4 separate regions of the Homo sapiens genome follow, and all the other regions are linked to region 3. A link is an interaction called in ENCODE POLR2A ChIA-PET data of the cell type or tissue named here. Cell type or tissue: Panc1. All regions are shown on one strand. Each heading gives the region's core, and the rest is flanking DNA. Links, peaks and the distances in the headings are about the cores only. Region 1 overlaps PRKCG (protein kinase C gamma). Region 2 overlaps NLRP12 (NLR family pyrin domain containing 12). Region 3 overlaps CACNG7 (calcium voltage-gated channel auxiliary subunit gamma 7). Region 4 has its middle 18 kb from the start of NLRP12.

Region 1 (6,507 bases), core at 2,340-6,339, 56 kb before region 3:
CAGATGTGCAGCACGCAGAGACACACAGCCTCTCCCCACCCCCTCTCTCTCCATCAGAGGCTCACAAGACCAGTCAACCCTGAGTGCCCATTCCCGTTCCCTTTTCTGCTTTATCTCTGAGCCTCAGTTTCCTCCTCTATAAAATGGGGCTGATGATCTAGCATTGACCAACAGAACTGTTTACAGTGACGGAAGCATTCTGTACATGCACTGTCCAATAGGCAGCCACCAGCTCCATGTAGCCAGTGAGCACTTGAAACAGGGCGACTGTGGCTGAGGATTAGAAATTCCATTTCGTGTCATTTGAATTGGCTTAAATTTTTTTTTTTTATTTTTATTTTTTGAGACGGAGTCGCGCTCTGTTGCCCAAGCTGGAGTGCAGTGGCGCAGTCTCAGCTCAATGCAACTTCCGTTTCCCAGGTTCAAGCAATTCTTCTACCTCAGCCTCCTGAGTAGCTGGGACTACAGGCGCATGCCACCACACCCCGCTAATTTTTTTTGTATTTTTAGTAGAGATGGGGTTTCACCATGTTGGCCAGGCTGGTCTCGAACTCCTGACCTTGTGATCCACCCGCCTCGGCCTCCCAAAGTGTTGGGATTACAGGCGTGAGCCACCGCGCCCGGCAGAACTGACTTAAATTTAAACAGCCACATGTAGTTAGTGGCCACCAAATGGGACAGCACACATCTGGACACTTCCAGGCTTGTTTTGAAGTCAGGTGGGTTCAGAGTTTCGCCCAGGGTTTGACACAAGATCGGAGACAGTTTTATGATGTACAGATGGAGAGAGAGGCAGAGAGAGAGAGATCCACAGAAGTCCATGAGGCGTTTTACCACCCTCTCAGCTGAAAATAACAGAAGTCTACATAGAAGATGTGACTTCATAGAACATATATTGAGCACCACTGTCTACCAGCACGTGTATGTGATTGATGACCCCCCTCGTCCACTCACCTCCGCCACCAACACCAGATAAGTCTGATGCATCCAGTGCTCATTGGGTACACTCATCAAGATTTTTTTTTTTGTTTTTTGCCTGTAATCCCAGCTACTCGGGAGGCTGAGGCAGAATTGCTTGAACCTGAGCGGCAGAGGTTGCAGTGAGCCAAGATCACGCCACTGCACTCCAGCCTGGGTGACAGAGCAAGACTTTGTCTTGGAAAAAAAAAAAAAGATTTTTTTTTGTTTTTGTTGTTTTGTTTGATTTTGGGGTATTTTTTAGATGGAGTTTCACTCTGTCACCCAGGCTGGAGTGCACTGGTGCAATCTTGGTTCACTGCAACCTCTACCTCCCAGGTTCAAGCGATTCTCATGCCTCAGCCTCCCGAGTAGCTGGGACTAGAACAGGCATGAGCCACCATGGCCGGCTAATTTTTATATTTTTAGTAGACAGGGTTTCATCATGCTGGCCAAGCTGGTCTTGCTCCTGACCTCACGTGATCCACCCACCTCGGCCTCCCAAAGTGCTGGGATTACAGGCGTGAGCCACCGCACCCAGCCGATTTTTGGGGTTTTTTGAGACAGGGTCCCACTCTGTCACCTAGACTGGAGTACAGTGATGGGATCATAGCTCACTGCAGCCTTGAATTCTCCAGGCTCAAGTGCTCCTCCTGCCCCAGCTTCTCAAGTAGCTGGGACTATAGGCACAAGCCACAACACCTAGCTAATTAAAAAAAAATGTTTTTGTAGAGATGGAGTCTCACTCACTATATTGCCCAGGCTGGTCTTCAACTCCTGGTCTCACTCGATTCTCCTGCCTCAGCCTCCCAAAATGATGGGATTACAGGCGTGAGCCACTGCACCTGGCCTCAAGTATTTTGTATACAGTATAGGTTGGATCCACACAACAGCTTATTTGGTTATTTTTCCCTGTCTATCTGGTTTGAATCCCAGCTCCACCACTTTTTGGTTCTGTGACATTTCCTGAGTTAATTTACCTCTCTGCACTTGTTGAATTCCTTGTTTGTAAAGTGGAGATGATAATTATGCTCACTATGGATTGTTTTGAAGATTTAGTGAGTCAGACATTTGGGATGGTTTCTGACACATAGCAAGAGCCAAAATATTATTTTTTATTCTTGTTAAAATTATTATTATGACCAATGAGGAAACGAGTGAATAGTGAGAAGGAGATCTTTCCTCTGCATCACTCGGGGGTTTTTTTGTTTTTGTTTTTTTTTGCTGTTGAGACAGGGTCTCACTCTGTTGCCCAGGCTGGAGTGCAATAGTGCTATCACTGCTCACTGCAGTCTTGACCTCCGGGGCTCAAGTGATTCACTGCTGGCAGTTGATCTTCTTAAAAGTAACATGCAGGCCAGGCACAGTGGCTCACGCCTGTAATCCCAACACTTTGGGAGACCGAGGCGGGTGGATCACCTGAGGTTGGGAGTTCGAGACCAGCCTGACCAACATGGAGAAGCCACGTGTCTACTAAGAATACAAAATTAGCTGGGCGTGGTGGCACACGCCTGTAATCCCAGCTACTCAGGAGGCTGAGGCAGGAGAATCACTTGAACCCAGGAGGCGGAGGTTGCAGTGAGCCAAGATTGCGCCATTGCACTCCAGCCTGGGCAGCAAGAACAAAACTCTGTCTCAAAAAAAAAAAAAAAAAAAAAAAAAAAAAAAAAAAAAAGGTAACATGCCTTGACCAGGCATGGTGGCTCATGCCTGTAATCCCAGCTCTTTGGGAGGCTGAGGCAAGCGGATCACGAGGTCAGGAGATCCAAACCATCCTGGCTAACGCGGTGAAACCCCGTCTCTACTAAAAATACAAAAAATTAGCCAGGCACGGTGGCACGCGCCTGTAGTCCCAGCTACTCGGGAGGCTGAGGCAGGAGTATCGCTTGAACCCCGGAGGCAGAGGTTGCAGTGAGCCGAGATCACACCACTGCACTCTAGCCTGGGCGACAGAGTGAGACTCCATCTCAAAAAAAAAAAAAAAAAAAAAGTAACATGGATCAAGATTTGGCAAGAATGATTTCATTTAGTCCCCAGGGAGGGCACATGCCCCCACTTTTCAAGCGGTAAATCTGAGGCTTTGAAAAGGGGCAGGCGTGGTGAGGCCACCTAGCTGGGTAGGGGATAGAGGCAAGATTTGAACTCTGATGTATGTAACCACAGCCTCCGTGCTGTCTCCTTTTTAACAGCGACGTTCACTTTTGAGAATAAGAACAGCAGCCTCTGTCTGTGGATGGTTTGTGTGTCAGGCAGCCTGCTGAGAACCTTCACACACAGCATCTTATTTAGTGCGGCAGGAACCCTTTGAGTTAGGGTCAGCGGAGATATTTAGAAGCCCAGCACATTGAAAAGGATCCTGGAAACTGCCAACACCCTCCTCTACCCAAATATATATTCAAACTAGAAACCCCACTAACATAGATGAAAATCCAAGAATGGCCTAAATGTTCACCCTGTGATAATCCTTTTAATGGATTCTTAGAATCAAGTTATTTAACAAGCAGATATTGTCCCGGGGGTAGTGGGTGGCAGGGGAGAAGGAGAAGCTTCACTGATGACCTGCATTCTTGCTTAATGGACTCTGGAAATTTAGCATTGCTTCAAAATATAGATTATTTATTTCCACTTGACAGAGGAGGATGCTGAGGCTCAAAACTGGGAATGAACTTGCCCCAAATCACACAGCTGAGAAGCGGCCTAGCTCTTACTTACATTCAGGGCTATGTAGGGACTTCAATAAAATCCCTAACAATAACCACAGTAATAGTATTGGGAGCATCTAACGTGGTAGGCACAGCTATGTTTTGTACACCAATTATTTTATTTAGGCCTCCTGGGTTCCTATTATAACTGAGAGGTCATGTTCTCCATTCCACCTGGAGCTCAGAGAAGGCATACCATATGGACACTGACAGAAGCTGCCAGTGAAGGAGCTGGGGTTCAGGGTGGCCCACAAGTCCTCAAATAATAACTTGTGGGAGTTGGGGGGATGGGAACTATGGGAGGTTGGAAGCTCCTGCCTCCTTCATGTTCTGCCCAGATATCATTTGGTCAGCGAGGCCCCCCTGCCACTCCCCCTGCACACAGTTTTGTTGTTGTTGTTGTTGTTTGAGACAGAATCTTGCTCTGTCATCCAGGCTGGAGTGCAGTGGCACAATCTTGGCTCACTGCAACCTCGGCCTCCTGGATTCAAGCAATTCTCATGCCTCAGCCTCCTGAGTAGCTGGGATTACAGGCATGCACCACCATGTCCGGCTAATTTTTGTATTTTTAGTAGAGACAGAGTTTTGCCATGTTGCCTAGCCTGGTCCGGAACTCCTGAGCTCAAGGCAATCCGCCCACCTCGGCCTCCCAAAGTGCTGGGATTACAGGCATGAGCCACCGCACCCAGCCAGGACCACCGTATTTAAAATTTCAATCCCCCAACTTCTGGTGGTCCCCATCCCTGCCTCATTTTTTCTCCAGAGCACCCATTACCAACCATCAAACTATATGTTTTATTTATTTACCATGTTTACATTCTGTATCCCTCCATTAGGAAGTAAACTCCATGTGACAAAGAGGTTTTTTTTTTTCATTTGTTTAATGCTGGGTCCCCACACCAAGAACAGTCCCTGGCACACAGCAGGTGCTCAATGATTATTGGTACATAGAGTGAAAGAGATGGAGCCTCAGGCTGACCTAGAGAGCAAGGCAGGAGGAAAAGATAAAAGGGCCCCTCCCCTGGGGTTTTAGGACCCTCCCAACGCCCCCTAAGCCAGTCTTCTCTGCCCCCAGGACCCCCGGAACAAACACAAGTTCCGCCTGCATAGCTACAGCAGCCCCACCTTCTGCGACCACTGTGGCTCCCTCCTCTACGGGCTTGTGCACCAGGGCATGAAATGCTCCTGTGAGTGACCTGGGCCTTGCCAGGGCCCTTCCAAAGCGCCCGGTCTGGGTTCCGGGAAATGCCCGGGATGGGGTGGGGGGTGGAGTCTTGGCTTGGGGGCGGGGCCTGAGGTGCTACCCGCAGCTTTCCCCTCCAGGCTGCGAGATGAACGTGCACCGGCGCTGTGTGCGTAGCGTGCCCTCCCTGTGCGGTGTGGACCACACCGAGCGCCGCGGGCGCCTGCAGCTGGAGATCCGGGCTCCCACAGCAGATGAGATCCACGTAACTGGTGAGGCCCCGCCCCCTCGCCTGGCCCCGCCCCCTCCCCAAGTGTGAGGCGGGGCTGACCCAAGGCACTTGTGCTGGCCCAGCCCTACCCCAAAGATGGGGCCACGCCTCTTTCTATGGTCACGCCCACACTCCTGACCCCACCCCAAAGGCCGAGCACACCCAGCCATACCCCTTTTGGCTCGAAGCCCCGCCTCCAACCTGGCTTCTTGCAACTTTCTGCACCTGTTAATGACTTTGACTTTCTTTTTTTTTTTGGGACGGAGTTTCGCTCTTGTTGCTCAAGCTGGAGTGCAATGGCGCGATCTCGGCTCACTGCAACTTCCGCCTCCCGGGTTCAAGTGATTCTCCTGCCTCAGCCTCCCGAGTAGCTGGGATTACAGGCGCGTGTCACCAAGCCCGGCTAATTTTTTGTATTTTTAGTACAAACGGGGTTTCACCATGTTAGCCAGGCTGGTCTCGAACTCCTGACCCCAGGTGATCCCCTCGACTCGGCCTCCCAAAGTGCTGGGATTAACAGGCGTGAGCCACCGCGCCTGGCCAATGGCTTTCTTTTTTGTTTTTATTTTATGTTTATTTTTTTGAGATGGAGTCTTGCTCTGTCACCCAGGCTGGAGTGCAGTGGTGCAATCTTGGCTCACTGCAATCTCTGCCTCCGGGGTTCAAGGGATTCTCCTGCCTCAGCCTCCCGAGTAGCTGGAATTACAGGCGCCTGCCACCACATCCGGCTAATTTTTTTTTTTTTTTTTTTTTGAGACAAGATCTCGCTCTGTTGCCCAGGCTGGAGTGCAGTAGCATGATCTCAGCTCACTGCAACCTCCGCCTCTCAGGTTCAAGCGATTCTCCTGCTTCAGCCTCCTGAGTAGCTGGGACTACAGGTGCATGACACTGCACCCAGCTCATTTTTGTATTTTTAGTAGAGACAGGGTTTCACCATGCTAGCCAGGCTGGTCTGGAACTCCTGACCTCAGGTGATCCGCCCGCCTCCGCCTCCCAAAGTGCTGGGATTACAGGGGTGAGGACCGTGCCCGGCAATGGCTTTCTGGGTATAAGGATCTTGAGAAGGGAGAGTACCTGGTTCTGAGGGAGGCTGTGGTTCAGTACTGGTGACATGGCCAGGGTCCAAACTCTGGTTCCTAATGGAGAGAAGGGCTCTGGATCTGATTTCAGGGTCACTGGTTGCGGAAAGGGCTCTATGCCCTGTCTTCTGGGTTCTGGAGAGGTAAGAAGTCATGAGAAACGAGACTGAGAGCTTGGAATTCTTTTTTTTTTTTTTTTGAGACGGAGTCTCGCTGTGACGCCCAGGCTGGAGTGCAGTGGCGTAATCTCGGCTCACTGCAAGCTCCGACTCCTGGGTTCACGTCATTCTCCCGCCTCAGCCTCCTGAGTAGCTG
Region 2 (7,495 bases), core at 2,215-6,214, 140 kb before region 3:
CTGGTCTCGAACTCCTGACCTCAGGTGATCCGCCTGCCTTGGCCTCCCAAAGTGCTGGGATTATAGACGTGAACCACCGCTCCTGGCCCATACCTGGCTAATTAAAAAAAAAAAATTTTTGTAGGTCGAGTGCAGTGGCTCACACCTGTAATTCCAGCACTTTGGGAGGCCAAGGTGGGTGGATCATTTGAGGTCAGGAGTTCAAGACCAGCCTGGCCAACGTGAGGAAACCCCATCTCTACTAAAAATACAAAAAAGTTAGCTGGGTGTGGTGGTGGGTGCCTGTAATCCCAGCTACTTGGGAGCCTGAGGCAGGAGAATCACTTGAACGCAGGAAGTGGGGGTTGCAGTGAGCCGAGATTGTGCCACTGCACCCCAACTTGGGCAACATAGCAAGACCCCGTCTCGGGAGAAAAAAAGAAGAGGTGGGGGATGGCCCCAGGGACTCTTCATCATGTAGAATTGAGTGTGGAGTCAGAGGAGGGCAGAAGCAGGTCTTCCAAAGTGCCTAGAGTCCAGGGCCAGGGTCTTAGGTCATGGGGTTAAGGGCCAGCCCTGATTTAAAGGTGGAGATTTGGGGATTACCAGCATTTTGTGATATTTCATGCCCCAGGAGACAATGAGCTTAAGAAGTTGCTCCCGGGGATAGAGACTCACTGAATCATCTGCAGCCTGCACTGGGGATGCCGCAGGCCCTCGCAAAGCAGCATCATGCCTGGGAATCCAACGCCGTTGCCACTGAGATCCATCCTTGTCAAATTCTTATTGGCTATGAGAGCTGCAGAGAGGTCCTCGCAGGCTGAGCTGGAGATGCGGCACCTCTTCAGCCTGGGGTGGAAAAGAGGAGAAAGGAGCTGGTCATTTCTTTTGCTCCAGTTTTGTGGATTATTTTCTTTTGCTTTTTTTTTTTTTTCTGAGACAGAGTCGCTCTGTCACCCAGGCTGGAGAGCAGTGGCATGATTTTGGCTTACCACAACCTCTGCCTCCTGGGTTGAAGCAATCCTCCTGCCTTGGCCTCCTGAGTAGCTGGGCTTACAGACGTGTGCCACCATGCCTGGCTCATTTTGGTATTTTTAGTAGAGATGGGGTTTCACCATGTTGGCCAGGCTGGTCTTGAACTCCTGGGTCAAGTGATCCTCCCCATCTGGGCCTCCCAAAGTGCTGGAATTACAGGCGTGAGCCATCATACCTGGCCAATATATTTATTTCAAAATATCATGTTATATATGATAAATTTTACCTGTCAAGAAAAGCAACAAGAACAATATAAAATGTTTTGATGCTTTGTAGTCAAATACATTCACAAAGGTTGCCCTTAAAGAAATTCAAGGCCATGTGCGGTGGCTCAAGCCTGTAATCTCAGCACTTTGGGAGGCCGAGGTGGGTGGATCACCTGAGGTCAGGAGTTTATGACCAGCCTGGCCAACACAGTGAAACCCCATTTCTACTATAAACACAAAAATTAGCTGGGTGTGGTGATGCACCCCTGTAATCCCAGCTAATCAGGAGGCTGAGGCAGGAGAATTGCTTGAACTCAGGAGGCGGAGGTTGCAGTGAGTCGAGATCATGTCACTGCACTCCAGCCCAGGCTACAGAGCAATACTATCTCAAAAAATAACATATGAAAAAAATTTGGCTAGGCACAGTGGCTCACACCTGTAATCTCAACAGTTAGGGAGGCTGAGGAAGGAGGATCACTTGAGGCCAGAAGTTTGAGACCAGTATGGGCAGCATGGTGAAACCCCATCTCTCCAAAACATACAAAAATTAGCCTGGTGTGGCTGGGCACGGTGGCTCAGTCTGTAATCCCAGCACTTTGGGAGGCCGAGGTGGGTGGATCACGAGGTTAGAGATTGAGACCATCCTGGCTAATATGGTGAAACCCCGTCTCTACTAAAAATACAAAAAATTAGCTGGGCATGGTGGCACCTGCCTGTAGTCCCAGCTACTCAGGAGGCCGAGGCAGGAGAATCGCTTGAACCCAGGAGGCAGAGGTTGCAGTGAGCCGAGATCACGCTACTGCACTCCAGCCTGGTGACAAAGCAAGACTCCGTCTCAAAAAAAAAAAAAAAAAAAAAAAAAGAAATTAGCCGGGTGTGGTTGCACATGCTTGTTTTCCCAGCTACTCGTGATGCTGGAGCAAGAGGATCGCTTGAGTCCAGGAGTTTGGGGCTGCAGTGAGCCATGATTGTGCCACTGCACTCCAGCCTGGGTGACAGAGCATATCAGTGTCTCAAAAATTTAAAAAAAAAAAAAGTAAAAAAAAGAAAAAAATTTGGAGACCCACACAGCAGGATGACCATGTGAAGACAGAAGGCAGTGATCTGCAGGCCCAGGACAGAGGCCTCAGAAGAACTTAACCTGCCCACTCCTTGTCTTGGACTTCCAGCAGCCCCCCACCTGCCTTGAGAAAATAGATTTATGTGGTGAAGCCACCCAGTCTTTGGCACTTTTTTCCCCCCTGAGATGGAGTCTCACCGTATCACCCAGGCTGGAGTGCAGTGGCACAATCCCGGCTCACTGCAACCTCCGCCTCCCAGGTTCAAGCGATTCTCCTGCCTCAGCCTCCCAAGCAGCTGGGATTACAGGCGCCCGCCACCACACCCTCCTGATTTTTGTATTTTTTGTAGAGATGGCATTTTGCCATGTTGGCCAGGCTGGTCTCAAACTCCTGACCTCAAGTGATCTGCCCGCCTTCACCTGTCAACATACTGGGATTACAGACGTGAGCCACGGCACCTGGCTTTGTGACACTTTTTTATGGCAGCCGTAGCCAACGAATACACCATCCCGTGATAGAACCTTTGTGACTGATCCCCATGAGAGGCCACGGTGGGGACCACCTGAAACGCCCAGACCAGCCTGCACTCACCTCAGGTTCTGAAGTTTGCAGTTGGGGTGTCTGAGTCCTTGACAGAGCAGCTTCACCCCCCGGCTGCCCAGGGCATTTCGGTACAGAGACAGCTCTATCAGGTTTGGATTGGTGCACAGGGCCGCTGCCAGATGTTCACTGTAGGCGTCCAGCAGAACGGTCCTCTCTGGTCTGCTTGAAGGAAAGACAGGCCACTCTCTGGTGTTACTGGTGCTTGACAACTATGGCCTTTGCATGTCATTTCACCGTTTATGAAGCATGCTATCCTTTTTTGAGACGGAGTTTCGCTCTTGTTGCCCAGGCTGGAGTGCAATGGCGCAATCTCAGCTCACCACAACCTCCGCCTCCTGGGTTCAAGCGATTCTCCTGCCTCAGCCTCCAGAGTAGCTGGGATTACAGGCATGAGCCACCACGCCCAGTTAATTTTGTATTTTTAGTAGAGATGGGGTTTCACCGTGTTGGCCAGGCTGATCTCGTACTCCTGACCTCAGGTGATCTGCCCGCCTCAACCTCCTGAAGTGCTGGGATTACAGGCGTGAGCCACCACATCCGGCCAAAGCATGCTATCTTTTCATTTTTTTTTTTAGAGGGCCTTGCCCTGTTGTCTAGGCTGGAGTGCATGGTGAGATCATGGCTCACTGTAGGCTTGACCTCCCAGGCTTAAGCAATCCTCCCACCTCAGCCTACTGAGAAGCTGGGGCTACAGGTGTGCACCATCATGACCAGCTAATTTATTTTATATTTTTAGAGATGGGGATCTCATCATGTTGTCCAGGCTGCACCTGGCTCTATCTGACGCTCCTAATCATTGATAGTTGGTTTACTTGTTTCCCTCTTTATTATCTGTCTCCGTTCTCATTAGGATGCGTGCTCTCTTGGGACCATTGGCTTATTCACACAGTCTTCTGTCTACAGAAGATTGTTGGGTCCACCGATAAAAGGGATATAGAGGCTGGGTGTGGTGGCTCACACCTATAATCCCAGCACTTTGGGAGGCTGAGGCCGAGAGTTTGAGACCAGCCTGGCCAACATGGTGACACCCCATCTCTACTAAAAAAATACAAAAATTAGCTGGGTGTGGTGGCACACTCCTGTGGTCCCAGCTGCTCAGGAGGCTGAGACACGCAAGGTGGAGGTTGCAGTGAGCTGAGATTGTGCCCCTGCACTCCAGCCTTGGTGACAGAGCCACACTCTCTCAAGAAAAAGGGACTTAGTAATATTTGTTGATTGAATAAATTCTCCCAGACATCGACCTCAATTTAGTCCCAATGGGTGTTGTTTAGTCTTTGTGGCACTATTGACACTTTGGGGCCAGAGGGACTGTCCTGTGTACTGTAGGATGTTTGCAGCATTCCCGGCCTTTATCCACTAGATGTCAGTAGTATTATTTGCTTCCCAGTTGTGACCACCAAAAACGTGTCTCCAAACATCGCCAAATGTCAGAGCAAAATCACCCCCAGCTGAGAGGCACTGGTTAAGAGCATGAACCTCAAGGCCAAGGTGGGTGGATCACTTGAGGTCAGGAGTTCAAGACCAGCCTGGCTAACACAGCGAAACCCCATCTCCACTAAAAATACAAAAATTATCCTGGCATGGTGATGGGCACCTGTAATCCCAGCTACTCAGGAGGCTGAGGCAGGAGAATCGCTTGAACCCGGGAGGCAGAGGCTGCAGTGAGCCAAGATTGCGCCACTGCACACCAGCCTAGGAGACCAAGAGAGACTTAGTTTAAAAAAAAAAAAAAAAAAAAATCGTGGGCCGGGTGCAGTGGCTCATGCCTGTAATCCCAGCACTTTGGGAGGCCAAGGCGGGCAGATCACGAGGTCAAGAGATCGAGACCACCCTGGCCAACATGGTGAAACCCTGTCTCTACTAAAAATACAAAAATTAGGTGGGCGTGGTGGCGTGCACCTGTAGTCCCAGCTACTTGGGAGGCTGAAGCAGGAGAATCTCTTGAACCCGGGAGGCGGAGGTTGCAGTGAGCTGAGGTCACGCCAGTGTACTCCAGCCTAGGCAACAGAGCAAAAAAAAAAAAAAAAAAAAAAAACACACGAACCTAAGCAGCCCCAGGGGATACCCCAGGGATACTTACAGCTGCACCAACAGCGTGTGCGCTCCTGCGGAGCACCTCGCGCGGTCTTCCCCGTCCGCGCTGTAGGTGGCGCCATACAAGTGCAGCACCTGGGCGCTCCTGCAGCGCTTCAGACAGAACGAGGAGACCATGTGCTCCATCTTGGAGGCAATGTTGCTGACCACGATCACCTGGAAGTGGCTCAGGGCCTGCTGGATAAACTCCTCCTCCTGGATCTCGTACAAGCAGCTGAAGAACTCCAAGGAGCCCTGCTGCAGGGTGGAGCCGTCGCTCTGAGCTTTGCTTTGGATCCACTGCAACAGGTCCATCTTGATGTGCGGCGAGACCTTCCAGCAGAGACTCTTCTCCAGGTGGCTCCTGGTCTCCTCGTTCAGGAGTCCAAACAGGAAGCGGCTGGTGAGTGCCAGGAAGCTCCTTTCAGAAAACGCGTACTCGGTCAACAGCCTGGTCACGTCCTGGTCTGGGCCTGCCCCGCCCTCCCCCTCGTCCAGGATATAGTACATAGCTGCAAAGAATTCCTGGAAACTCAAGTGGATGAAGCTGTAGTACCTCTCACAGTTGATGTCCTTCTGGAAGATGTTCATGTTGAGGAAGGCAGAGACGTCTTCCCCGTCTAGGCCGTGCTTCCGGAGGTCCTGCTCCTCAAATAGGATTTTCTGATTCCAGAGCCCATCTGCCGCCAAGGAGCACAACCCTCTCTGGTTGGGTGGGGGCTGGAGGCGCGGGGCCCCCGGCTTGGGTTGCATCAGACTCAGCAGGTAGAGCATGTACACTGCAGTGGTGGTCCTGGACGTCTGTCTCAACAGCCCCCCACCCTCCAGCTGCTGCTGGAGGCAGGTACACACCACCCAGCACACCAGGGGGACGAAGCACATGGTGAAGAGAGGCTCGTTGTCCCTCACGTAATTGAAGACTTGGCCCGCCTGCTCTGCATTGTGGAAATACTTGTAGAAGTATTCCTTCCTTTCTGCCTCAGAGAAGCCCAGGATCTCCACATGCCTGGGGTGCTCCAGCAGACGGTGGAGCTTCTCCAAAGCCGTGGGCCGTGTGGTGATGAGCAAAGATAGCTCAGGGAGCAGCTTCTTCCGAATTAAGCTGTTAAGAAGCAGCTCCGTGGGCCGTTTCTCCTCCCAGCAGAGGCACCAGGGTCCCTGAGGATCGTGGAAAGAAGGCTTGAGCTCATCGAAGCCGTCGATGATGAAAAGGAGGCGCTCGGGAACTCGGATGAGCTCCTGGAGAGGCGCGCTGGGCTCAGGCCAGCAGCTGAAGATGAGGTCTTGCATGCTGCATTCCGTGGCACTCTGGTTCATCTCCCTGCAGTTGATGTAGAAGAGATAATCAAATCTGCCTTGGAAGAGCTTCCCGTCCGCCCAGTCCAGCATCACCTTGTGTGCCAGCATGGACTTGCCTATCCCTGCCGCGCCTTGCATGACCACGGTGCGCGGTGGCTCGGGGCGCTCCTCGTCTGGCTCAAAGAGGGTCTCTATCTTGATGGGGCTAGCCTGGTGTCCCACGGTCCTCGCGTGTCCCCGGCCTGTGTCCAGAAGCTGCTGCTGGACCTGCATGGGGTTTGAGTGCTCCTTCACCAGCAGGAGCCGGGTGTACCGGTGGCTGAGGTTGACACATTCCCCTAGGCGCGCATTGCGGTCTTCCATGAGCCGGAATTTCCTGCGGACATAGTCCCTGTAGGTTTCCTGGGGATCTAGGGGAGAGGAATGAAGGTTTTGTGGAAGACTCATCAGCAGCCTCTAATGAGTTCACGAGGTAAAGCGCTCCTCATGTGGCTCAAAGAAGGTGTGTGCCTGTAGTTCCAGCTACTCAGGAGGCTGAGATGGGAGAATCACTTGAACCCCTGAGGTGGAGGTTGCAGTGAGCTGAGATCGCACCACTGCACTCTAGCCTGGGCAACAGAGCCAGACTCCATCTCAAAAAAAAATTTTTTTTAATTAAAATAATTTATTTGTTTTGAGACTAGGTTATAAGACTGGCTAATTTTTTTTTTTTTTAGATGGAGTCTCGCTCTGTTGCCCAGCTTGGAGTGCAATGGTGTGCTCCCTGCAACATCCACCTCCTGGGTTCAAGTGATTCTCCAGTCTCAGCCTCCCGAGTAGCTGGGATTACAGGCACATGCCACCAGGCCTGGCTAATTTTTGTATTTTTAGTAGAGACGGGGTTTCACTATGTTGGCCAGGATGGTCTCGATCTCTTGACCTCATGATCTGCCCACCTCGGCCTTCCAAAGTGCTAGGATTAGAGGCATGAGCCACTGTGTCCAGCCCCACAAAGTGACTTTCAGCAAAGGATTTATAGAACGGGTACATTACCAGATAGTGCAGACATGAATCTGCCTTTTTTCAAAGGGGGCACAAGCCAGGTGCGGTGGCTCACGCCTGTAATCCCAGCACTTTGGGAGGTCCAGGTGGGAGGATCGCCTGAACTCAGGAGTTTGAGACCAGCCGGAGCAACATAGTGAGACCCTGTCTCTATAAAAACAAAAGAAAGAGAAAACAAAGGGGGCACAGAAAACTTGG
Region 3 (7,495 bases), core at 694-4,693:
GGCGCTGGGCTGGAGAGCAGGTTCGGGCAGCCGTCGGGAATACCGACCATCCTCTTCTCCCTTCTAACCTGGGCTTCCTTTTTCCCTGCCTAATCTCACCTCCTGACCTGCTGGGTCCTCCGGTGCAGTGGGAGGGCCGGCTTGCTCCACCCGCAGCCCCGGGGTGGCGTAGGGAAGGGGGCTGGAAGCCACGGGTACGGTTAACCTGGCCCTTCCCTCCCCATCTCCCCTACTTCCCTGGAAGGTCCCATTCTTTCTCACCGGCTGGGCTCTTTTCTGCTTCCTGAAGGTTACCTGCCTTTTAGGGGGCTCTTGTCTAAAGGATCTTCTTGCTTTCTCAGCTATCCTTGGCTTCTTTTTCGTCTTCCTCCTCCTTTAACTCTTTCTCTCCTTTCCTCCCTTCACCCGTTCGTCCCAAGCCCTTGGGTGCATCCCGCCCTAGGCGCACACCAGACGGCCAGAATGGGGACCCTAGGGTGGAGGGAATTCCCCCACGCCATCTCCGCACCTGTGCCCGCCTCTCCCCCCTCGAGGCCCCGTCGAGGGAGGGAGGGGCAGTAGCGGGGGTCGACACCCCCCCCAAACCTCTAAGTCTTCCATTTTCTGGCTCTCCTCCTCATTGACGTCCCTCTTCCCCCCTCAGAACCCCAACTCTGGCCTCTTTCAAGGGCCCGTCCGCCCCGTTGGACAGATTTTGGGGGGAGAGGAGGTCACCAGGAACTCGCCCACCCCCCCTTATTAGGGAAAGAGGGGCGAGGTAGCACAGTGCTGTACACGGAACCAGAATGGCCCCCGGGGTGGGGGGAGGGGGGCAGGGGAGGGACGGGGGCTTTTAGTTTGCATCTTAGGTGGGAGGGGGGAGGGGGGACCCGCCGCAGTTAACCTGACTTTACGCAGCGATTTTTAACGAGGCTGGGGGGAGGGGGGCACTGGGGTGGGGACAGGGTGGGGTGGGGGGCCTGGCTCTGTTATTTACCGTGTATCATATGTAAATATCGACAGAAACTTCAATAAACTTTATTTCAAACACGTCTCCGCCTGCCCGGAGGGAAGGGATTGGATAGAGGGGGCTTAGTCTGGGTCTCTGCTTCTAGGGTTGCAGGCCTAAAGTACTGCAGAATGACGTTAGATGGGTCGTTGTTAAATGACTTAATCATCATCATTATCAACGGCAGCGCTTTATACTTCAGTCCGTGTAAAGCATGCAGGACCGTAAATGATACTGGTCAGGATCAATAAACGCTTTCTCCTGGTATTATTATGACCACGTAGAGTACTGTTACTATGACTCGGCTTCCTTCGACATTCATTGCTTCTTTTAACTTTTCCCCCAAGCCTGCACGGTCAATTTATTGGCCTCATTTTGCAGATAGGTCCAGAGAGGTGAAGTGACGTATCCAAGATCACACAGGTGGAAGTTGGCAGAGCCATTTGCTAAAGCCAAGTTTAGGCCTGGTGCGGTGACTCACGCTTGTAATCCCAGCACTTTGGGAGGTCAAGCTGGGGGGATCACTTGAGGTCAGGAGTTCGAGACCAGCCCAGCCAACATGGCGAAACCCTGTCTCTACTAAAAACACAAAAAAATTAGCTGGCCACGGTGGCTCACGCCTGTAATCCCAGCTATTCGGGAGGCTGAAGCAGAGAATCGCTTGAACTTGGGAGGCGGAGGCTGCAGTGAGCCGAGTGCACTGCACGCCAGCCTGGGCGACAGAGTGAGACTCCATCTCAAAATAATAATAAAACCAAGTTTATCTGGTTCTGAAGCTCAGGCTTCCTCCCCCTTGCACTAGGCAGTGGTGGGTTTTCCCAATGCTTGGCTCAGTCCCTCTGTTAAGAAATGACTGCTACCATTTACTGCACACCTACCCTGAGCCAGACGCCTTCCTTCCTTACATGATCTCATTAGACATTCACAGCAACCCTGTATGTAGGAATTATCACCCCATTTTTGCAGGTGAAGGAGGCAGGCTCGGAAAGTGGGTGCCACAATCTGCAGTCTCACCCACTATACTGAGAGACTGAGAACAGCCTAAATGTTTGATAAGCTTATTTTTGCAGCGTATTGTAAAGGAAACACCGTGCCAGATCTTCCCTTCTTTGCCTTGTCTAGATTTGGCCTCTTAAGGATCCATCAGAATAACTTTTGCTGTTACAGTCACAACTGTTAACAACCAAGACACATTTATCAGGTCATCATTAGGGTATCAGACACCGCACTAAGCACTTTTTTAAAAAAAAATAGAGACAGGGTATCCCTGTGTTGCCCAGGTTGGTCTTGAGCTCCTGGGCTCAAGGGATCCTCCTGCCTCGGCCTCCGAAAGTGCTAGAATTACAGGCATGAGCCACCCTACCCAGCCTGCACTAGGCACTTTTGATTTATTAGCTCATTGAATCCTTCCAACCATCCTGTGAATCAGGCATCCCAATTAGCCCCATTTTATAGATGAAGAAACCGAGGCTCAGGGAAGTGAGGCCACCCAGCTGGTAAGATGCGGAGGAGAATTCATGCCCAGCCTGTCTGACCTCAGAGCCCACACTCTTAGCTGCTATAATTTACTACTATGGATTTGGTGCAAACTCATTCTGTGACCTTGAGCAAATCTTTGAATCTCTGGGGCTTCAGTTTCTTTTTCTATAAAAAAATAAAAAAATACCGAGGGCACTGGTTGGTTTAGAAGGATTCCAAATCCCTCTGGAATAGGGAGGTTGGTGGGGGTAAGTTAGCAGGAAAGAGTTCTGAATCAGCAGGACTGGACTCCCGGAGGGAAATATTCTAAGTCATTTTCAATAATTTCACCAATTTCTGGAGGTCATGCTTGAGATTCGGGATGGCAAATCATGTTTCAGCTTCGTTGTCAAAACTAAGTGATTCGTACGGGCTGCTTGGAGCCCGGTGTTAGAAGGATTCTGAACATCTGCTCAGTGGGAAAGAGTGTTGCCATTGATTGGTGCTGTCTGCCGTGCTGCTCAATTGGTGCTGTCTGCCTTGCCTGCAGGATGGGCTGTGGTGACGCAAATGCTAGATACTTGCTAACACTATGGGGAAGTTAACAACCTAAAATCCTAAGGGTTGTGTTCTTTTAAAAAATCAAGCTAGTTCTTTTGTTTATTAAACTTTGAAAATGGAATGTAATCCCACAGTTCGAGATTGGTGAGTTTTTTGATTTGTTTTAAAGAAATGCTGTGAAAAGTTCCACCTTTATTTATCCAAAGTAAGTCAGGATGTCCTAACATTCTGAAATCCTCCTCTTCCTGAGGCATTATTAGTTTTCAATGTATAATTTCAGGAATACTCTATGCATATTCAAGCATATATGCATGTGTTTAAATCCACATACAGATGAGTATGTGGTATACATATTTTTATTTTATACATTTATCATGTAATGCACATAGTTCTGGGCCTTCCAGTTTCAAATGAGAATGCATGGGGCTCATTTAGTATGTTATATAACTCTACTGTTTTCCAAGGCTGCTTAATAACAATTGTTTGCATAAATTAATTGCGTAATTTATTGAGTGCTTACATGCCAGCCACTTTGTGTTTCAGTCCTAAGCCTTTTACATTCTGTAACCTCAGGAGGTTTAGTACTCTTAGTATCATTCTCACTTTATAAATGAGATCCTGAGACACAGAGAGGGTAATTAGCTTTCTCCTGGTCACACAGCTAGTAAGCGGTCAAGCTAAAATTTGAATCCTGGGAGTCTCTTGTGTCGACAATACTTATCCGCTAAGCTGTATACCTTTGTGTGTGTGTGTGTGTATATATACTGCCCTCCTTGGCCTCCCAAAGTGTTGGAATTACAGTTGTGGGCCACCATGCCTGGCCCTCTGTGTATATTGAAGCCACCTGGTTCCATCTATTTATCTCTCTCTCTCTCTCTCTCTATATATATATATATTTTTTTTTTTTTTTTTTTTTTTTGAGATGGAGTCTTGCTCTGTTGTCCAGGCTGGAGTGCAGTGGTGCCATCTTGACTCACTGCAACCTCTGCCTTCTGGGTTCAAGCAATTCTCCTGCCTCAGCCTCCCGAATACCTAGGACTACAGGCACACACCGCCACGCCTGGCTAATTTTTTGTATTTTAGTAGAGGCGGGGTTTCACCGTGTTGCCCAGGCTGGCTGTGAACTCCTGAGCTCAGGCAATCCACCTGCCTCGGCCTCCCAAAGTGCTGGGATTACAGGCGTGAGCTACTGTGCCCGGCTTTTTTTTTTTAAACGAATCTCGCTCTGTTGCCCAGGCTGGAGAGCAGTGGCATGATCTCGGCTCACTGAAACCTCCAAGTCCTGGGTTCAAGCGATTCTCCTGCCTCAGCCCCCAGAGTAGCTGGGATTACAGGTACACGCCACCACTCCCAGCTAATTTTGTATTTTTAGTAGAGACAGGGTTTCGCCATGTTGGCCAGGCTGGTCTCAAACTCCTGACCTCAGGTGATCTGCCCTCCTTGGCCTCCCAATGTGCTGGAATTACAGGTGTGGGCCACCATGCCTGGCCCTCTGTGTATATTGAAGCCACCTGGTTCCATCTGTTTATCAATGACCTATATCTCCCTATTGCCCTTAGAAGTAAATCTAAGCTCCTCACCTATGTCCTTTTGCCAAGAGCACAAGTCTCAACATATGCCGTCCCCACTGCTGCCTCCTGCAGACTGAAGTTGTCTTCCCTACCATTCCCAGCTCCTTGCTGTTCTGAGGGTTTCCTTCCGAGGAATCCCCTTCCATCTCTCAGCCATATGGCAAAACCTCTATCCACTCTTTTTTTCTTTCTGAGACAGGGTCTTGCTCTGTCACCCAGGCTGGAGTGCAGTGGCACAATCTTGGTTCACTGCAGCCTTGACTTCCCAGGCTCAAGCCATCCTCCCACCTCAGCCTCCCCGGTAGCTGAGACCACAGGCAAGCACCACCAGACCTGGCTATTTTTTTTTTTTTTTTTGTATTTTTGGTAGAGAAGGGGTCTCATCATGTTGCCCAGGCTGGTCTCAAACTCCTGAGCTCAAGCAATCCGCTGACCTGAGCCTCCCGAAGTGCTGAGATTGCCGGCATCAGCCACCACACCGGGTTCTGTCCACTCTTGAGATTCAACTTACATGCTCCTTCCACCAGGAAGCCTTCCCTGAGCTCCCAAGCCTGCATCAGGGTCTAGCTAAATGCTTCCACCCTACCCTATACTGCCCCCCTTAGACCACACTGGTTTACAGGACAATACCACATACCAGTGCTTTTCAAAATGTGTCCTGGGGAGCTGGAACATCCCTGAGACTCATTTAGGAAGTCCACAAGGTCAAAGGCATTTTTATCGTAATACTAAGATATTTTCCTTTTTTTCATTCTTATTCTCTCATGAGTGTATAGAGTCTGGAGGCTTCACAGGAAGTAAGAACACGACTGAACACAGAAGCAGATATGAGACTGACTTTCTTCTGTTGAGTCAAACGTTAAATCTATTTTAAAAAATATAAACCAATACCATTATATAATTTTTTAATTTTGGAAACTAGTTATTTTTATTAAAGTAAGTTGCTTATGTAAATATACAATAAGCTGATTATTTTACTTAAATACATATTTTAGATTTTCTTCTCAGTTTGAATTGCAAATATGCAAAATATCGATAGACATAGCACAAATTTGAAAAGCTCTTTGGGGTCCCCTACAATTTTCTTTTTTTTTAATTTTATTTTTAGAGACAAGATCTTGCTCTGTTGCCCAAGCTGAAGTGCAGTGGGGTTATCATAGCTCATTGCAACCTTGAACTCCCAGGTTCAAGCAATCCTCCCATCTCAGCCTCCTGAGTAGCAAATACTACAGGTGAGCACCACCATGCCCAGCTAGTATTTTAATTTTTTTTTGTAAAGATGGAGTCTCAAACTCACGGCCTCAAATGATCCTCTCACCTCGGTCTCCCGAAGTGTTGGGACTACAAGTGTGAGCCACCAGCTCTCTACAGTTAAGTGTACGGAGGGATCCTGCATTCAAAGGTTTCAATGCTAATGCTGTATGTCACAGAGTTAGTAAGATTTACCTAATTCCTCTAATGACTATGTAGTGGTCCATTGCAGAGAGGTAATTTATGTGAACAATAAACTCATTTTAATTACGAATTTATTTATTTATTTATTATTCTTAATTTTTAATTTTTTTCTATTTTAAATTTTTTTCTATTTCTATAATAAATTGATTAATTTATTTGAGACGGAGTTTCACTTTTGTCACCCAGGCTAGAGTGCAATGGCACGATCTCTGCTCACTGCAACCTCCGCCTCCCAGGTTCAAGTGATTCTCTTGTCTCAGCTTCCCAAGTAGCTGGGATTACAGGCATGTGCTACCACGCCCGGCTGATTTTTTGTATTTTTAGTAGAGATGGGGTTTCACCATGTTGGCCAGGCTGGTCTCAAACCCCTGACCTCAGGTGATCTGCCCGCTTTGGCCTCCCAAAGTGCTGGGGTTACAGGAGTGAGGCACCGTGCCTGGCCCTGAAATGTAATACTCAGTCATGATTTAAAAGTTTCAGCATCAGAGAAGGGTATAAAGAAAGTAGCTTTTGGCTGGGCATGGTGACTCACGTCTGTAATCCCAGCACTTTGGGGGGCCAAGGCGGGTGGATCACTTGAGGTAAGGAGTTTGAGACCAGCCTGGCCAACCTAGTGAAATCCCATGACATAGTCTCTACTAAAAATACAAAATTAGCCGGGCGTGGTGGCACATGCCTCTGATCCCAGCTACTTGGGAGGCTGAGGCAGGAGAATTGCTTGAACCCCGGGAGGCAGAGGTTACAGTGAGCCGAGATTCAGCCTCAGCAACAAGAGTGAAACTCCGTCTCAAAAAAAAAAAAAAAAAAAAAAAAAGAAAAAGAAAAAGAGAAGAAAAAAGAAAGTAGCTTTCTCTTCACTCTTCTCAATTCCAGCCTCATTTCCCAGAGAGAGTGACTGTTCCCACTTTCTTCCTTTAGGACAGTGGCTCTCAACTGGAAGTCATGTTGCCCCCAGGTTGCATTTGGCAATGTCCAGAGATATTTTTGTTTTTGCTTTTTTTTGTTTGTTTGTTTTTTGTTTTGAGACGGAATCTTGCTCTGTCGCCCAGGCTGGAGTTCAGTGGCTCAGTCTCGGCTCACTGCAAACTCTGCCTCCCGGGTTCACGCCATTCTCCTGCCTCAGCCTCCCGAGTAGCTGGGACTACAGGCGCCCGCCACCACGCCCGGCTAATTTTTTGTATTTTTAGTAGAGACGGGGTATCACCATGTTATCCAGGATGGTCTCGATCTCCTGACCTCGTGATCCGCCTGCCTCGGCCTCCCAGAGTGCTGGGATTACAAGCGTGAGCCACCGCGCCCGGCTGTCCAGAGATATTTTTGGATGTCACAACTCAGGGCTGGGGGGAGTGAGGTGCTACGGGAACCTAGCAAGTTCTGGAATAGACCCTGAAATGTGCAGGAAGGCCACCCATGGCAAAGAATCATCTGGTCTCCGATGTGACTGGTGCGACAGTGATTGAGA
Region 4 (7,495 bases), core at 1,996-5,995, 100 kb before region 3:
AGCCATAAAGAGGAACAAAATAATGGCATTCACAGCAACCTGGGTGGAATCCGAGGCTATTATTTTCAGTGAAGTAACTCAGGAATAGAAAACCAAACATCACATGTTGTTACTCATAAGTGGGAGCTAAGCTATGAGGTCGCAAAGGCATAAGAATGATACATTGAACTCTGGGGACTTGGGGAAAAGGTGGGAGTAGGGGTGATGGATAAAAGAGTACACATTTGGCATAGCGTGCCCTGCTCGGGTGATGGATGCACCAAAATCTCAGAAAACACCACTAAATAACTTATTAATGTAACCAAACACCACTTGCTCCCTAAGACTCTATTGAAATAAAAAATAAGGGCCAGGCATGGTGGCTCTGTGGGGAAAAGCAAGAGAGATCGGATTGTTACTGTATCTGTATAGAACGAAGTAGACATAGGAGACTCCATTTTGTTCTGTACTAAGACAAATTCTTCTGCCTTGAGATGCTGTTAATCTATGCCCTTACCCCCAACCCCATGCTCTCTGAAACATGTGCTGTGTCCACTCAGGGTTAAATGGATTAAGGGCGGTGCAGGATGTGCTTTGTTAAACAGACGCTTGAAGGCAGCATGCTCCTTAAGAGTCATCACCACTCCCTAATCTCAAGTACCCAGGGACACAAACACTGCGGAAGGCCGCAGGGACCTCTGCCTAGGAAAGCCAGGTATTGTCCAAGGTTTCTCCCCATGTGATAGTCTGAAATATGGCCTCATGGGAAGGGAAAGACCTGACCGTCTCCCAGCCCGACACCCGTAAAGGGTCTGTGCTGAGGAGGATTAGTAAAAGAGGAAGGCATGCCTCTTTGCTGTTGAGACAAGAGGAAGGCATCCGTCTCCTGCCCGTCCCTGGGCAATGGAATGTCTCGGTGTAAAACCTGATTGTATGTTCCATCTACTGAGATAGGGGAAAACCGCCTTAGGGCTGGAGGTGGGACATGCGGGCAGCAATACTGCTCCGTAAGGCATTGAGATGTTTATGTGTATGCATATCTAAAGCACAGCACTTAATTCTTTACCTTGTCTGTGATACAGAGACCTTTGTTAACGTGTTTATCTGCTGACCTTCTCTCCACTATTATCCTATGACCCTGCCACATCCCCCTCTCTGAGAAACACCCCAAAATGATCAATAAATACTAAGGGAACTCAGAGGCCGGGGGATCCTCCGTATGCTGAACGCTGGTCCCCTGGGCCCCCTTATTTCTTTCTCTATACTTTGTCTCTGTGTCTTTTTCTTTTCCAAGTCTCTTGTTCCACCTAACGAGAAACACCCACAGGTGTGGAGGGGCAACCCACCCCTTCATGCTCACGCCTGTAATCCCAGCACTTTGGGAGGCCGAGGTAGGCGGATTACCTGAGGTCAGGAGTTTGAGACCAGCCTGACCAGCATGGAGAAACCCCGTCTCTACTGAAAATACAAAATTAGCTGGGTGTGGTGGCGCATGCCTGTAATCCCAGCTACTAGGAAGGCTGAGGCAGGAGAATCACTTCAACCTGGGAGGCAGAGGGAGTGGTGAGCCGAGATCGCGCCATTGCACTCGAGCCTGGGCAACAAGAGTAAAACTCTGTTTAAAAAAAAAAAAAAATTAAGGCCGGGTGCGGTGGCTCACGCCTGTAATTCCAGCACTTTGGGAGGCCGAGACGGGCAGATTACCTGAGGTCAGGAGTTTGAGACCAGCCTGGCCAACATGGTGAAACCCTGTCTCTATTAAAAATACAAAAATTAGCCCGGCGTGGTGGTGGGTGCCTGTAATCCCAGCTACTCGGGAGGCTGAGGCAGGAGGATTACTTAAGCCCAGGAGACGGAGGTTGTAGTGAGCCGAGATCGTGCCACTGCACTCCAGCCTGACCGACAGAGTGAGACTCTGTCTGAAAAAAAAAAAAAATTATATAAATCAATACAAATAAAGTTAATGTATTTTATTTAACCCACTATATCCAAAACATTATTATTTCATGCAATCAATATGAAAAGGTTATTCACGAATTACTTTTCATTCTTTTGTTCTTGTTGTTTTTAAATTAATTCTTTTTTTATTTTTATTTTTTTTTGAGATGGAGTCTTGTTCTGTCGCCCAGGCTGGAGTGCAGTGGCGCGATGTTGGCTCACTGCAATCTCTGCCTCCCGGAATCTAGCGATTCTCCTGCCTCAGCCTTCTGAGTAGCTGGGATTACAGGTGTGCGTCACCATGCCTGGCTAATTTGTTGTGCATTTTTAGTAGAGATGGGGTTTTGCCATGCTGGTCAGGCTGGTCTCGAACTCCTGACCTCAGGTGATCCGCCCGCCTCAGCCTTCCAAAGTGCTGGGATTACAGGCGTAAACCACCGTGCCTGGCCTAAATTAATACTTTAAATTAATTAAAATGCTTTTAAAAAGTCCAGAACAGGCCGGGAGCGGTGGCTCAAGCCTCTAATCCCAGCACTTTGAGAGGCCGAGTTGGGCAGATCACCTGAGGTCAGGAGTTCGAGCCCAGCCTGGCCAACATGGTGAAACCCCGTCTCTACTAAAAATACAAAAATCAGCTGGGCTTGGTGGTGCATGCCTGCAATCCTAGCTACTCGGGAGGATGAGGCAGGAGAATCCCTTTAACCTGGGAGGCAGAGGTTGCAGGGAGCCGAGATTGTGCCATTGCACTCCAGCCTGGACGACAGAGCAAGACAACATCTCAAAAAAAAAAAAAAAAAAAACAAGAAAGAAAAACTAAAATGGTACCATGTTTTGCGTTTTTATTTTTTTTATTCTTAGTTGTTTTTTTTTTTTTTTTTGAGACATGATCTCACTCTGTCACCCAGGCTGGAGTACAGTGGTGCAATCATGACTCACTGAAACCTCAAAACTCCTGGGCTCCAGCCATCCTCCTGCCTCAGTCTCCTGAGTAGCTGGGGTTTCAGGCACGTACCAGCACATCTGGCTAATTTCTTTTTTTAATTTTTAGTAGAGATGAGGTTTCACTATGTTGCCCAGGCTGGTCTCAAACTCCCGGGCTCAAGCAATCCTCCCTCCTTGGCCTCCCAAAGTGCTGAGATTACAGGCGTGAGCAACTGTGCTTGGTCCAAATTGGTATTACGTTTTCAATTCAGGCTTCAGATAGAAGGTACCCTAGTTTTATTGCCAAGAAGAGATATAATTTCTATAAAACAACTCTCCTATCTAGCTAGTTTTAGGAACACTCCTACTGGTCAAAGTATATAAAACTAAGGGGACCAGAGTTAGCTGTAACGACCTTGGGCTCCACATATGCCTGTACTTAAGAAAATTAATGAACATTCTTGGAAGGTGGAATGCATCTTTTACACCTGAGCAAATTGAGGCTTGGGTTACACAGCTCTGCCTGGCGCATGTGATTTATTTTCTCTCTCTTTTTGTTTTTAAGACCTAGTCTTGCTCTGTTGCCCAGACTGGAGTGCAGTGGCATGATCTCAGCTCACTGCAACCTCTGCCTCCCGGGTTCAAGCAATTCTCCTGCTTCAGCCTCCCGAGTAGCTGGGATTACAGGCGCCCGCCACCATGCCTGGCTAATTTTTTTGTATTTTTAGTAGAGACGGGGTTTCACCATGTTGGCCAGGTTGGTCTTGAACTCCCAACCTCAGCTGATCCGCCCTCCTCGGCCTCCCAAAGTGCTGGGATTACAGGCGTGAGCCACCGCACCCGGCCTGGGCAAGTGATTTCTTTCTGCCTAATTGTCTAGTCATTAACCGGTAACTGAAAATCACAAACAATTTCAATCTTAGGACTGATTGCCCAGCAGTCAATTCATGCAAGATACTTTTTTTTTTAAATTGAGGCTTCCGTGGATGGTGAAAATCAAAATTGGAATGATTTTCATATGGAACAATGAAAAGCGCCCCTTTCTGAGTTTTCTAGACTGACCTCTGACCTCTGTTTCGGAGGGCCCGGCTAGGGCTGGCCTGGGACTGCAGAGGATTTTGTTTTATTTCCTGTGGACTAAATTATGATAGGATTTTAGGCACCAGTAGAGGGCGCTGAGACACAGGTGGGCGAGCAGAAGACAGGCTGTTCGAGGGGAAGTAAACCTAATCGCGTTCCCTTTAAACTTTGTAATGACTCACCACGGAGTCAACTGAGGAAGTAAAACTTAATAGGAATAGTCTCAGTGAACAATGCCATAAATTGACACGCAGCCAAGTGCCAAGTTCTGATAACAAATCAGTAAGAAATGCAAGTTAAAGGAATGCCATTGTTCCCTTAGGGGGAAAAAAACCTCTTCTTTGTTAAAGCCAGTGATGACCAGCAGAGGGTAAAGCCAGTTCAGAAGGTCAACCGGCAGTTTTAGAAATTAATATGGTCTCACGCATGAATATTCTTACAGTAATTCTACTTGGGTGATTCAACTCTGACAAAAATAGCAGAGATGTTTTCTATTATTTATTTAATTTACTTACCTTTTTGAGACAAAGTCTCGCTCTGTCGCCCAGGCTGGAGTGTAGTGGCGAAATCTGGGCTCACCGCAACGTCTGCCTCCCGGGTTCCAGCGATTCTCCTGCCTCAGCCTCCCGAGTAGCTGGGATTATAGGCACCTGCCACCGCGCCCAGCTGATTTTTGTATTTTTAGTAGAGACGCGGTTTCACCATGTTGGCCAGGCTGGTCTCGAACCGCTGACCTCAGGTGATCCACCTGCCTCTGCCTCCTAAAGTGCTGGGATTACAGGCAAAAGCCACCGTGTCCAGCCACAAACTGTCTTATCAATGGCAACTGTCTCCTGATCTGTTGGCCTCACAATAACTGAATAATAAAGCTTACGTTTTGCCAGGCGCAGTGGCTCACGCCTGTAATCCCAGCACTCTGGGAGGCCGAGGCAGGAGTATCACCTGACGTCAGGAGTTCGAGACCAGTCTGGCCAACATAGTGAAACCCCGGCTCTACTAAAAATACAAAAATTCGCCGGGTGTGGTGGCAGGCGCCTGTAATCCCAGCTATACAGGAGGCCAAGGCAGGAGAATCGCTTGAACCCGGGAGGTAGAGGTTGCAGTGAGCAAAGATTGCGCCACTGTACTCCAGCCTGGGTGACAGAGCTAGACCCTGTCTCAAAAAACAAACAAACATACAACCCCACCCCCCAAAAGACCCTACATCTTAAAACAAGAGGCAAAATTGCCCTCCGTTGAGAACCACTGTTCTAGACTTAATCTGTTAGAGTCATTTATTTATTTTATGCACAGAATAACTTTGCAAAGAGGAATGACTTTTTATTTGTTCCAGATTCTAAAATAATCTATGCAGTCTTCCGTGCAGGTTGAGATACTTAAAACTCTATCGGCAAAGGCCGGGTGTGGTGGCTCATACCTGTAATCCCAGCACTTTGGGAGGCTGAGATGGGCGGATCACGAGGTCAGGAGATCGAGACCATCCTGGCTAACACAGTGAAACCCGGTCTCCACTAAAAATACAAAAAATTAGCCTAGGAGGCAGAGCTTGCAGTGAGCTTGCAGATCATGCCACTGCACTCCAGCCTGGGTGACAGAGTGAGATTCCATCTCAAAACAAAACAAAACAAAACAAAAACTATCGGCAAAGTCACAGCCATGGCTAATTATCATACGTTTGTTCAGCAAATTCACCTTCTTTTTGCAAACATAATTTACACCGTTTAATCGGGAATTTTACACAAAAAAAAAGATTCTAGAAAACATAGCTGTCCATAACTGTCATGGTTTCCAGGTTGCAAGTTCATAATCATTTGAATTATTCAAATGAGTCTCTAAATGCTACAAAAATAATGTCTTCTACAATGACAAGTTATGGAATAAATATATAGTTGATCCTAATTTCAGGACACTTGGTATGTAAATATTTGCTCACGTTTTTCTTTGATACGTACACAAAGACTAATGAGTAAACCTGTGCTCACTTATGTCATAGCTGCTTGAAGGTTTTTGTTTTGTTTTGTTTTGTTTTTTTTGAGACCGAGTCTTGCTGTGTCACCCAGGCTGGAGTGCAGTGGCATGATCTCGGGTCACTGCAAGCTCCGCCTCCTGGGTTCACACCATTCTCTTGCCTCAGCCTCCCGAGTAGCTGGGACTACAGGTGCCCGCCACCACGCCTGGCTTTTGTGTGTGTGTGTGTGTGTGTGTGTGTGTGTGTGTGTGTGTGTGTGTTAAAAGAGACGGGGTTTCACCATGTTACTCAGGATGGTCTCGATCTCCTGACCTCGTGATCTGCCCACCTTGGCCTCCCAAAGTGCTGGGATTACAGGTGTGAGCCACCGTGCCCAGCCGAAGTTTTGTTTTTTGTGTTTTTTTTTAATTTAAGCAAACATATGGTTTTTGTTTTTTATTTATTTGTTTTTGAGACAGGGTCTTGCTCTGTTGTCCAGGCTGGAGGGCAGTGGCAAGATCACAGTTCACTGCAGCCTCAACCTTCCAGGTTCAAGCAATCCTCCCACTTCAACCCCCCAGCTGGCTGGAATTACAGGTGCACACCACTATGCCCAACTAATCTTTGTATCTTTTTGTAGAGACGGGGTCTTACTATGTTGCCCAGGCTGAAATATATGTATTTTAAGGAAAGGATGAAGTAAATAGTATTTTAGTATATAAATAAGAGTTGAGTATCCTTTATCCAAAATGCTTGGGGCCAGAAGCGTTTCGGATTTCTGATTTTTCAGATTTTGGAATAATTGCATATAACCACAACAACCAACATTTACTGAGCACCACGTACTGTGTGTCAGGCAATGATCTGAGCCCTTTACATGCATTAAGTTACGTAATCACTCAACAACCCACGAGGTGTGTATTGTCATCAGTTTCGGTCCACAAAGGGGAAGCAGAGCGGAGAGGAAACCTGCGCAGGAGTGCGCCCAATACCTTTTGCTGTGTAACAAGCCTTCCCCTCCTGTGAAAGGGCCCTATGTGCAAAGCAGCCCCCAAATACACATGGAGTTAAGAAACTGAAGAATGAGGCAAATCCAGGTTATCAATATAAAGTTTCATTTTCTTCTTCTTTATTTGAGATGGAGTCTTGCCCTGACGCCTGGGCTGGAGTGCAATGGTGCGATCTCGGCTCACTGCAACCTCCACCTCCCGGGTTCAAGAGATTCTTCTGCCTCAGACTCCTGAGTAGCTGGGATTACAGGCGCCCACCACCACGCCCAGCTAATTTTTGTATTTTTAGTAGAGATGGGGTTTCGCCATGTTGGCCAGGCTGGTCTCGAACTCCTGACCTCAGGTGATCCGCCCCGCCTCGGCCTCCCAAAGTGCTGGGATTATAGGCATGAGCCACGGTGCCCAGCCCCTCCCTCCTTTCCTTCCTTCCTTCCTTCCTACCTTCCTTCCCTCCCTCCCTCCCTTCTTTCTCTCTTTCTTCTTTTTGTGGAGAAGGAGTCCTGCTCTTTTGCCCAGGCTGGAGTGCAATGGCGCGATCTTGGCTCACTGCAACCTCCACCTGCCAGGTTTGGCGATTCTCCTGCCTCAGCCTCCCGAGTAGCTGGGACCACAGGCACCC

Evidence for each region. Peaks named below come from ENCODE experiments on the same cell type or tissue, not always from the same donor. Only the 100,000 strongest peaks of a DNase experiment are listed, where the experiment ranks them.
Region 1: POLR2A ChIA-PET joins it to region 3 with 9 read pairs; 6 of 35 experiments call an interaction of 5 or more read pairs at or near these places.
Region 2: POLR2A ChIA-PET joins it to region 3 with 7 read pairs; 4 of 35 experiments call an interaction of 5 or more read pairs at or near these places.
Region 4: POLR2A ChIA-PET joins it to region 3 with 5 read pairs; 3 of 35 experiments call an interaction of 5 or more read pairs at or near these places.

Annotation. Positions count from the first base shown.
Region 1 is chr19:53,884,904-53,891,410 of GRCh38, forward strand. PRKCG (protein kinase C gamma) reads left to right here. Exons shown (of 18, transcript NM_002739.5): 4 at 4,735-4,846; 5 at 4,983-5,114. Among named protein-coding and RNA genes, the nearest start is that of PRKCG, 6.0 kb to the left of the region's middle. In Panc1, for the core only: no CTCF peak of the experiment used is centred there; no DNase peak of the experiment used is centred there; H3K4me3 peaks cover 1,057 bases.
Region 2 is chr19:53,804,623-53,812,117 of GRCh38, forward strand. NLRP12 (NLR family pyrin domain containing 12) reads right to left here. Exons shown (of 10, transcript NM_144687.4): 3 at 4,965-6,666; 4 at 2,873-3,043; 5 at 658-828. Among named protein-coding and RNA genes, the nearest start is that of NLRP12, 16 kb to the right of the region's middle. In Panc1, for the core only: CTCF peaks have their summits at 4,418 and 5,073 (motif pointing right); a DNase peak (open chromatin) is centred at 4,279.
Region 3 is chr19:53,942,687-53,950,181 of GRCh38, forward strand. It overlaps CACNG7 (calcium voltage-gated channel auxiliary subunit gamma 7), which reads left to right. Exons shown (of 6, transcript NM_031896.5): 6 at 1-1,264. Among named protein-coding and RNA genes, the nearest start is that of CACNG8, 17 kb to the right of the region's middle. In Panc1, for the core only: no CTCF peak of the experiment used is centred there; a DNase peak (open chromatin) is centred at 2,990; H3K4me3 peaks cover 385 bases.
Region 4 is chr19:53,838,261-53,845,755 of GRCh38, forward strand. No RefSeq gene overlaps it. Among named protein-coding and RNA genes, the nearest start is that of NLRP12, 18 kb to the left of the region's middle. RefSeq lists enhancers at 1,297-2,066, 2,067-2,834. In Panc1, for the core only: a CTCF peak has its summit at 4,012 (motif pointing right); DNase peaks (open chromatin) are centred at 2,859 and 4,131; H3K4me3 peaks cover 482 bases; H3K27ac peaks cover 2,932 bases.